Linked DNA regions of Homo sapiens: region 2 is linked to region 1. A link is a loop called in an ENCODE intact Hi-C map of the cell type or tissue named here. Cell type or tissue: GM12878. All regions are shown on one strand. Each heading gives the region's core, and the rest is flanking DNA. Links, peaks and the distances in the headings are about the cores only. Region 1 has its middle 67 kb from the start of LINC01814. Region 2 overlaps LOC100506274 (a long non-coding RNA gene).

What was found. A loop is a pair of places that touch in the nucleus more often than their neighbours do. Peaks named below come from ENCODE experiments on the same cell type or tissue, not always from the same donor. Only the 100,000 strongest peaks of a DNase experiment are listed, where the experiment ranks them.
Region 2: it touches region 1 in a loop (3-fold over the local background); 2 of 110 quality-filtered maps call a loop at or near these places.

What each region holds. Positions count from the first base shown.
Region 1 is chr2:8,513,925-8,519,303 of GRCh38, forward strand. No RefSeq gene overlaps it. Among named protein-coding and RNA genes, the nearest start is that of LINC01814, 67 kb to the right of the region's middle. RefSeq lists enhancers at 1,174-1,283, 1,484-1,533. In GM12878, for the core only: a CTCF peak has its summit at 2,312; DNase peaks (open chromatin) are centred at 1,057, 1,617 and 2,277; H3K4me3 peaks cover 2,077 bases; H3K27ac peaks cover 2,796 bases.
Region 2 is chr2:7,435,544-7,440,922 of GRCh38, forward strand. The region is part of intron 4 of LOC100506274 (a long non-coding RNA gene); the gene reads left to right. Among named protein-coding and RNA genes, the nearest start is that of LINC01871, 290 kb to the right of the region's middle. In GM12878, for the core only: no CTCF peak of the experiment used is centred there; DNase peaks (open chromatin) are centred at 1,822, 2,598 and 2,601; H3K27ac peaks cover 216 bases.

The sequences.
Region 1 (5,379 bases), core at 206-5,205:
TGTGGGAGTAGGGAGGTCCTGAAGGTGGGTACCCTGGAGAGGGACGTGCCACTGCATTTTATAGGGCTCACTGACAGCCACGAAGGCATGGGTTTGAGGAGGAACAGCCAGAAGGAGACCACCTAGGTTGCTCCTGCAGGAGGCCAGGAGACAGAGGGTGAGGCGGGACCCATGTGGGGCAGCGGGGAGGGGATGAGAAGCAGAATTAGGATGGCGCTGAGGGAGGCGGGATAGCTCGGACTCAACATTGCTTGGACATGGTAGCAAGAGAGACCAGGGAACCTAGGATGCCTCCCTCACTGCTGGCATGGGCCAGGGGAGAAGGGTGAGCCCATCCTCTGAGCAGGGAAGCCAGGTGCCAGCACAGGCAGAGCCAACTTCAAGTCACACAGATCTCATTCAAACCCCACTCTGCTGTCTCTTAACTGTCCAACCTTGAGCAAGTATCTTGGCCCCATCTGTAATCTGGAGATGAGGACAGTACCAGCCCCACAGAGCTGCTGTGAAGATCCCATGAGGAGGTACATGCAAACCACTGGGCACGATGTCTAGCACTCAACAGACACTAAATTGATCACGGCTGTCATTTAAATTAGCCACATAAATGTGTTTCATTCTTGGAAGGTCACGTATTCCTCACAGCGTATGGTGCCCCAGTCTTTCCACTACTGCTGCATTTTGGAGTGTCCTCTAGCTTTCAACCATGGATAATGAGACCTGCAGATAAGCCATTTCCAAACTCCCCTAGTAGAGCCAGGCACCCCATCCCCATCCCACAATTCTCACTGCCTGGTCCTCATTTCTGTGCTCACCTCCTTCCCTTCATGGAGGCTCTCAGGCAGAGCTGTGTGACCTCCCTTTCCCTCTCCATCTGTCTGTGCAGAGCTAGCACGGGAGGGCTTGGCAAATGTTTATTTACTGAGCAGGAGTTACCAACTTTTCTCCCAGCTGATGATTTAAGTACAAGTTTCAGTATGATTCCTCCAGTAGCCGACCAAAGGCGGATTTTAAACTAAGAAACACACCTGTATTTAGCACACCAGGGGATTCACCAGTTCCCCTGGGGCTGGTCTTGGCACAGTTTCATCCAGAAAAAAACCACCAGAGGAACCTTCAGCACATTAAACACCCATAGGCAATATGCACTGTGTGGGGGGTCAGGTGCTCATTGTCTCATTTCTTCCTCTGCCCATGAGGTAGGGTGTGTGAGCCCCATTTTACAGATGAGCAAACTGTTGGTAGGCAAGTCTACTTTGCTAAAGGTCATGTCGCTGCCGCATGTTTATCTGCATTTGAGACTAGAAAAGCAATTGATGTCTGTTCTAGGAATTAGGGACACTGGTGCTGAGAACACTTAAAAATAGCCCCGTGCATTTTCCCATTCTTGAAACAGGTTTACTAATCAGGAACGCAGCTGAAAAAATCCAGCAAAATGACTCAGTTCCAAGTAAAATGTCATTTCTCCCCCATCACTTTGGGACAACCCCAGCAAAGCCAGCACAGCATAGAAACAGAAAGAGAGACAGCAGAGAGGCCAAGAGGCAGAGAGGAGAAAAGGGGAAGAGGCCACATGGGTGGCTGCAGGGCCTCTCACAGTGCCCTGCAGCCTCAGTCAATTCCGGGGGTGCTCACAAGGCTAAAACGCTGGCTGTAAAATCAAGGGCAAGCTGGAGGGCTGGTTTCCTGTCTTCTAAATATACTCCTGTTCCGATGGTATCTCGTCCCCTGCGTCACGAAGGAGGGCTGCCCTTGACACTGTGAATGTCTCAGGAACACCTCAACCCAAAGGAAGCTGGGGTGTAGAAAGCTCGAGGTTCCTAATACCTTCAGGAACAGCACACTCAGGTCCTGCTCAGGCACTGGGCATGGCTGCCTCCTGCTCCTCTTTATCCACCCTCCTCCCCCTCCTCCCCCTCCTCCCTCTCCTTCCTCCCTTCCTCTTCCCTATCTTCCTCCTCCTCAAGGTCTTCCTCCTTCTCCCCCTCCTCTTCCTCCTGCTCCTCCCTTTCCCCTCCTCCTCCTCCTCCCCTTCCCCTCCTCCACCTCCCCACACAGAGCACCTCAAGCCCTCCAGGTGGGCAGTAACTGTCCAGCAGAGCTGCTGTCTGTGAATGTTATCAGAGGAAACACTTCAGAACTGAGAAGCAAACAGAAACCATTCTACACCTGCTGTCGCTCCACTTCCTCTGGGCCCCAACCTCCAGCCAGGTGTCCTCATGGGAAGAAAGGGCCCATTCAGGACTGCGGCTAGTGGTTCCCAGTTGAGTTCCTCCAACATGGCAGGAAGAAAGGAAGACACAGTAGGAGGCAGCAGAGCCTTGTGGTGAAGCCTAGGGCTCAGAGTGGAGCCCACCTACTGCCCATGCTGCATGTCCTGGCTCTGTGACCTTCGGGCAGGCTGTGGTTTATCATTACTTGTAATTTGTAACATTGAGTTACAAATACTGTGACTAGTTCAGAGGATTTATGAGGATGAAATGAGTTATCTGCTTAAACCACATAACATAGTGCATGGCCCTACACTTTGGGAGCTGGCGTGCCTGCCCTGAGCCCCACGCATTCACACTGTGTCATTTTTACAGCTGTGCCACCTGCCTCCTCACCTTCACCCTCCACCCCTCACACACCCTTCCAGGGTACCCCGATCCCGCAGGCTGCTTCCCATCTCTCCCTGAAATGCAGCCCGTCCTTTGGAGAGCCTTCCAGGACCTTTTCCCACTCTTGTGCACGCTTGACCATCATCAATTTAGTGATCTTTTCCCTAATAGATTTCACGTTCTCTCAGGCCCAGAGCCATGTCTAAGTAACAGTGACTAGTGGCTATGTGAATCTATTAATTCTCACACCTAAAATAGAACTCCACACAAAGGAGGTGCTCAATAAATGCTCATTGAGCAATCAACAATAACGACCAAGGCTCAGAGAGGTGAAGTAACCTGCTCTGTGTCACAGAGCTTGGAAGTGGCACATCTGGAATTCCAAGGCCAGTCACACCAAGGCAGGTCCAAGTCCTACTGCCCCTCAGCATCCTCCTCCCGTAGACGGTGATGCACCTGGGGGAGCAGAAGCAGTAGTTCCCAAGTCTACAGTGGAGCAAGAGGCTCAGAAATGGAGATCTCGGAGCTGCCCGCGTACAGCCTGGAGTAAAGGACACGCCATGCTGCCATTAAGCACCATTTCAGCCCCTCGTTGCCTGCACAGGTCCAACACGGAGCAGCTTGGCTGGGAGGCAGAACGGCAAGTAAAGCCTCCCTCCAAACAAGCCACCCCGCAAAAGGCTTGAAGGAGCACCCGTATTCAGAGACCACCCACTTTAATACAGATAATACTCTAGTAGCTTATATTTATTGATTTCCACACCTGCTAGGGACTGTTCCCAGCATGTGTGATTAAGAGTATCTATAATCGCAAGGCGCGGTAGCTCAGTCCTATAATCCTAGCACTTGGGAGGCCGAGGCAGGTGGATCACTTGAGCTCAGGAGTTCGAGACCAGCCTGGGCAACAGGGTGAAACCCCATCTCTACAAAAATACAAAAATTAGCTGTGTGTGGTGGCACATGCCTGTAATCCCAGCTATTTGGGGGAGCTGAGGCAGGAGGATCACCTGAACCTGGGAAGTGGAGGTTGCAGTGAGCTGAGATCATGCCCCAGTACTCCAGCCTGGGTGACAGAGCAAGACTCGGTCTAAAAAAAAAAATATATATATATATATATATATATAAAATTATTTGATCCTCGTGGCAACCTTACAAGATGGGCACTGTCAGCCGCCATCATCAGCATCTTACAGATGGGGAAACTGAGGTGGGGGAGAGAAGCAAGTTGCCTAGTGTCCTGAGTATCACACTGCTAGAAATTCCTGCAGCCTGGGTGCAGGCAGTGGGGCTCCAGTATCTGTACTTTTTACCAGTTTGCCACTCTGTTTTGATGTGATTTTTTTTTTTAATGTTAAAGGTGAGGTGGGGATAAGTTCCCAAAGGTGCTCATTGAGTCCCACTGTTGTGGAGTCACTTTCTGTGGAGTCCTCATGACAGGCCCTGGAGGCAGGAGACCCGGAATCACCTACTCCCACAAGCCCATGCCGGCCTGGCTCAGCCATGCTTTTAGAAAGTACTCCCAGGAGGCTATTGCAACACTCCAGGGGCATCCCCTGACATCCCTGCACCTGCCTGGACATCCTGTCCTCTCCTCCTTTCTTCCAGCAACTTCCTGGGTCTCAGGGAGGGGGGTGGGATTCCAGTGGGGTGCGGGAGTGGGAAGCACTCCATCCGGGCCGAGGGAGGAGTCATTTCCCAGCTCCAGTCAGCACCTGTTTCTCCGCCTCTGGCCCATGGTAGGAAGGGAGCTGCCAGGCATCCCGCCCTTGAGGCCTCTGAGCGAACGAGAGCTGGTTCACAAGCTCGGAACCTGGAGGCTCAGAATGCGGCGGCTGCTAGCTGTGTGACAATGGACAGGTCACTGAGGTCCCTGGCAATGGGTGGGAGGTCGTTAGCGCTCCTTGCCAGGATAGCCTCTAAAGCCCTTCCTCGGGGGACCGGTCAGCACATGCAGCCTCAGCCCTCTCCTGCCTCAGAGTGACATCACTGCCTTCGGGGCAGCCCCCTCACCAAGCAGCCTGTGTCCCCTTAGTCTCCGTAATCCTCCAGCCATCAGCCACTCTGCCCTAGCTCTCTCACAAACATTGGGGGGTTTGGCCAACAGGTGTAGTAGCAGAACACCAACATCAGGGTGCCCACCCCACAGCATCATTATTGCTGAGTGGGAGCATCTCTTTCCAGATGTGCACTTATCAGTCTCTCATTGGTAGTTCAGAATCGGGATGGGAGAGAATTAACACCACAGACGTGGGAAAATGCTATAACTTGGGGCTTTTTATTTTTGGTGGGGAAGGGTGTCAGTTGTTAAACATTTACCAGCATTTCCCTGCAGCCCAGGGTAGCAGGCAGAACAGGACCCTAGCTTACACCCGCCATGTCCCTCCCTATCCTCCTCTTCATCCCAGGAGCCCAGCTAGGGACCGGGGGACTTCCAAATAGACAGTGCCCTTTATGATGGTGGGTGGAGTTCACACGTCATGGGGCCAGAGCACTGGGACACATGCGTCTGTATCCCAGCCCTACCATTGTCATGGGGTCTCTAAAACATCATCCCCAAAGTCACAAAGCTGCCCGACCTCAGTTTTCTCATCTGCAAAAGGAGGCTTGCTGGAGATAGCAAACAGAACAGAGCCTGGAAACTATGATGCCAGCCTCATACCAGACACTGCTGTTTGTGCAATAGCCCACTGTTCTAGTGCTTCCCCAACCTTTCCACAAGTTTTTCTTCCTCCTAATTCACTTTGATCTCCACGAGCTCTTAGAAAATCACCCAGTGAAGTGT
Region 2 (5,379 bases), core at 171-5,170, 1.1 Mb before region 1:
GTAGCTTGGACTACAGGCACGCACCAGCACGCCTGGCTAATTTTTGTGTTTTTGGAGATGGGATTTCACCATGTTGGCCAGGCTGGTCTCAAGATCCTGACCACAAGTGATCCACCTGCCTTGGCCTCCCAAAGTGCTGGGATTACAGGCGGGAGCCACCATGCCTGGCTCCCTCGTAATGTCTGAGGTATTTTATACAGAAAGACACCTTCCCATCTTACTATTATAGAGCCCCTCAAATATTAACAAAGTCAGCCCTGTTAGGTGTCATTTGTAACCACAAATTGAAAATCACTGGTAGCCAGTACCTTTGATTCACTTGTGTGTTGCCAATACATCATGATGATTACAGTAATAATAATGAAAATGATTGTAATGATGATATACTCTTTGTTTAGCCTACATTGTGGTGGACACTTTGCCAAGCCTTCTGATGCATTATTTTATTTAATCCTCTGTAGGATACCAGAATAGAGAGATGATTATTACTCTTATTGTGCAGATGAGAAAACTGATGTCTAGAGAGAATGAATAAATCCCATCTTTCACAGCTGGTAAGCAGCAGAACCAGAATCTATCCCATCATTGTTTTCCTCTAGAGAAAATATTCACCCTTGAGAAGCTTCACCCTCTCTCTGCACAGTGTGAGCCTCAGACCATGTGTTCGGTTATTGTCTGTTAACTAAAAGTGAACCACCAGAACTGGAGGTGCCTGCAAAGGCCAGCAGGAGTAACAGCATGCGTCTGACACAGGTCCCAGAGAAGTTCTGGCTTCTCTTCTTTCTGAAGTACTGAACCACAGAGTAGTAGCAGAAATACCGTCAAGCCTTCTTTCCCATGTTCCCACGGCAGTGAACCCATTCGTGCTCTGAACACTTTCCATTCCACATATTTCTTCATAACAGAAGGTGTCAAAATGCTCCATGCTTCCTCTTTTGGGGAAATTAACTTAATTCAATTGAACTGCACTTATAATCACAGACGGGAATGACCTCAGAGAACTTCATTTCAACCCTCTCATTTTACAGTGGAAAGGAAAACCCCCAAATTTAAGTGACGTCCTTGTTCCATATAGCACCCTTCCTTACTGGAACCCAGCGACTCTCAGTTCTATTTGCAATGGAGAACCACCTGGGGAATTTGAAAACATTCTGCTGCCCTGGCCACATTTCCACATACTCTGATTTAATTGGCCTGGGGAGGGACTTGGCTTTCGAACTGTCTTCATCTCCCAGGTGCTTCCAATATGCAGCCATGGTGGAGAACCTCTGCTTTTTGTCTCCTTCCCTGGCACATTCACATAAACACATCTTTGATCTTGCTGGCCCAAAGAGTAATGACTGAAGCTGTGAGCTTATTTTACCAACAGAAATGGGACTGGTTGGGAACAAATTGGGCAATGTTTGCTCTTCTAAAAACCCTCTGAGGTTGTTCTTAGGAGACTTTTCCCCCTATTTTTCCATAGACAGGTCTTCTGATATGTTAGGTTTTCTTCAGTGCATTTTTTGAGAGGTAAAGAAAATAAAAAAACATTGTTTTTATCAGCCACAAATGGAATATATTTGGGAGTAATGGCAGCTCAGAAAGTTAAGGATTGGATTTAGTTATATTTTAATAATCTGTAAAAGCCTAGCTCCAGCTAATAGAATGCATATTTTATTTAAAGCAGGCATTGTCAAACTTCTTCTGTAAAGGGCCAGATAGTAAACATTTTCAGCTCCACAGGCCATATGGTCTCTGTTGCAACTACTCAACTCTGCCATTGAGGTGTGAAAAGCACCCACAGATAAGACATAAACAAATGGGTGTGGTTGTGCTCCAATAAAACTGTATTTAGAAAAACAGACAGTGGGCTGAATGTGGCTCATGGTCATTATTTGCCAACCTCTAAAATGTCAGATTAGAAAAAGTACTGTTTGATGATGCTCCAACTCTAACAAAGGCCAAAATAGAATTTAAATGTTTTGCTTAGATGGTGGGGGTTTCTGAACTTAAGAAAAAATCCCTAATGTTGTTTTAATATTTGACTCGGGTGTCCAAAAGCTTGCAAGACCCCAGTAGAAATTAAACAGAGTTTATTTCAGTGCCTTTTGAGCATCTCTGTATCTTTTTAATACATCCTACCTTTGGTGCTATTTACAAATGTTTCTTTTTTCATCTTAATAAAAATTTAGCAGAAAAATCTGCTAAACCCCAGAAGCGTCAGATAATTACTTGGAAAATGGAAAGGCAGTGAACACTAGTCATTTCATAATTTCAATTTTATGATTACTTTATTACAGAAAAACTTTCATAATAGTTGCATCATTTGAATCAGTTTTCGGTTTCAGCCCAAACCACGGGCACTTACGAAAACCTACCCTAACTTGATTTAGGTCTTCGAGCAAACCTAGAAAAATACTTACTAGAATGAAAAGAATCCTTAATGTGTTCTAATCATTGCTATGAGAGGTTGGAAGGCAGGCAAATGCTTTTCCTTTGCTGTTCTCTCAGCTTATAACATCCTGCCTAATTCTAATAGCATCTTTCAGGAATAGAGGAAGATGGCATTGAAAGTTAAGTGTGACTTTCCACTGCAACTCGGCAATGACCACTCACTTTTGCATTAATAATGAATGAGTATCTAAAGGTTAGTGAGCGAATGTAGCAGAACCAGCCAGAGGGAGTCATCAGGAGGCATCCCAGCTGAAATACACTGTGCAAGCCTGGGAGGAAAGAGGTTCCCCTGAAAGGCACTATCTGGACTGATGGGTTTTCAGGGAGCCAGTCATTCACTAAACCCACATAGGCTGGGAAGCAGATAAAGAACTGAGGCTGCAACGTAATCAGATGGGATTTGGGAACAGAAAGTCAGATAATACCATGTCTGTCTGGACCTTAGACCAGGGCTCTAGAGAGTTCTCTGAGTAAAACGGCAAAGTTTGAGACTTTTGCAGGACACTTTCAACTCTCAGCTGCCTTCAACTCCTTATTGTCACTTTTGCTTTGTTTACTTTACTGCAGTTTTCATTTATGTTTTCTCACACCTGTAATTCCAGCACTTTGGGAGGGTGAGGTGTGTGGATCACCTGAAGTCAGGAGTTCAATACCAGCCTGGCCAACATGGTGAAACCCCGTGTCTGCTAAAAATACAAAAATTAGCCAGGCGTGGTGGCAGCCGCCTTTAATCCCAGCTACTCAGGAGGCTAAAACAGGAGACTTGTTTGAACCCAGGAGGCAGAGGTTGCAGTGAGCCGAGATCACACCATTGCACTCCAGCCTGGGTGACAGAGCAAGACCCTGTTTCAAAAAATAATAAATAAATAAATAAATAAATAAATAAAAATAATAAATAAAATTTAGGCAGCAAGAGTAGGAGGTTTGATTGTGTGTCTGTTGCTTTAGTCTCAGGAGCCTAATCAGCCAGCCATGAACTCATGGTTATAGGGCTACAGCATTCCTATGACTTTTAAAGTCCTAAGATTGGTTCAGTCAACAACCCAAAAAGACTAATCATAGTGTGAAATATCTACTTCCTGTGAACTGTACATTGTCATATTTCCACTTTAGTGCTGGGGAGCGCTAAAAAAAACCATGTTGGTGCTAAAGAAAATACCTTCTTCTTCATGTCAGCAGGGAAAGTTTGAAAATTAGCCTTGTTTTCTACCAGCAAACTCTATTCATTTGTTCTTTCATTAAATCCTATTACTGAAATTCTGCTGGGTGCCATCACTGTACTAGGCATGAGGAATACAGTGGTTAGGAAGATCCTGTCCCTCTCCCAAGGAGTTCCTAGATAGGTATGGAAGGATGACAAGAAATAAATAGCTACCGCTATTATGAGTCGCATGGTAAGAACAGGGTGCTGGGACAATTCATAGCAGTGAGTTTCTCCCAAATCTAGGAGTCAGAGAAAATTTTCCAGGCGAGTGATATCTATCTGGAGACTAAGAGGATGAAGATGTCTTTGTTTTACATCTGAAAATTTATGTCAATTTTATCAGCTGATTTGAATTTTTGAATGAGGATTGCAACTAGAATAGATTGTTGGTTTTTACATTAACTCTTCCTCTAATAAAGTTGCCATTTTTGTCCCATCACAAAGAATGTATATTAAGTAACATTATATGATTTTTAAGAAAATCATGTATGATTAAGTAATATTATACAATTTTTTAAAAAATCATATATGATTAAGTAACATTATACAACTTTTTGTTCAAGAAAGGACAAAAACATTACTGGAGAAACTAAGCATCTGGTTCATCCGATGTCATTAGACACTAGGGCCTACAGATAAGAAAATGATGATGAAGAAATGGCAGAATTTCCCCTTGATGATGGGAGGCTTGGTCAAGGCCAGGAAGACCACTATGTAGGGACCGTGTGGAAGAGACCTTCAATACTCTGACTCACTCCCCAACTAACATAACTGCTACTGACTGCTGGCACCATATTTTAATCAAACTTTTTCAAGATTCATCCATCCATTCATTCAAAAATATTTTTAATGAAATATTTCAATAACAACTGAAAGTGAAATGGCCCTTTAAATGGAAGAGCTCATTTTTTGTGAGTGAAGCAAACAGGAGAGTCATTCCCATCAGGGTGTCAGGACCATTCGTGGTTGGCATATGTCAAGTGTTGATACTCAAAGGTGGGCAGAACTAACTCAACCTGAGAAAACAGAAAAAAGTTCCAGATTCAGGCAGGTGGGGAAGAGAAAGAAGAGCATTCTGTTTGGTCCGTTCAGGATAAGCCCAGTGAAAGGACAGGATGTGCTTTAGAAAGAGCGAGCAGCTTGGTTTCTTTAAAACATTAACGTTCTGGGAATAAGGATGGAAGGACAATTTGAACAGAATGTGGGGACATTTTTTCACTTTTGGGGATTTTATGCTTTGATCAATTTGGAATTACTAAAGGACTTTGACCAAGGCAGTGATTCAATTAGTTTGTCACGTAGAAGATTCTTCTGCCAATACAACGGTGAAGGGCTGACCACAAAGACAATAGAGACAAATGTGTGTGCATATGTTGGGGTAGGTGGAGAATAAAATTCAATTGCTCTGTTGAGAGATAGTGCATTGAAAGGATGTATTGAAGGCAATTTTGGGAATTAAAATGTTCAACATTACTTGACCTGTGAAATGTGGAGGTCAGCATGAGGAATCAAGAATTATTATCATTTTCTCATAGAATACATGTTATGGCACAGGGGAAGCCAAGAGAAGCATGTTTAGGGGAATATGTCATGAGATACAATAATCTTAGGTGATGGGCTTCTTGATGTGCCTCAGCTTTCATCATGTATTTCTTCTTATTTCCTTCACTCAGAAGCTGTAATTTATGCAAGCTTCGACTGACTGTAATTCACTTACTGCTCAATGAATATTCCTCTGA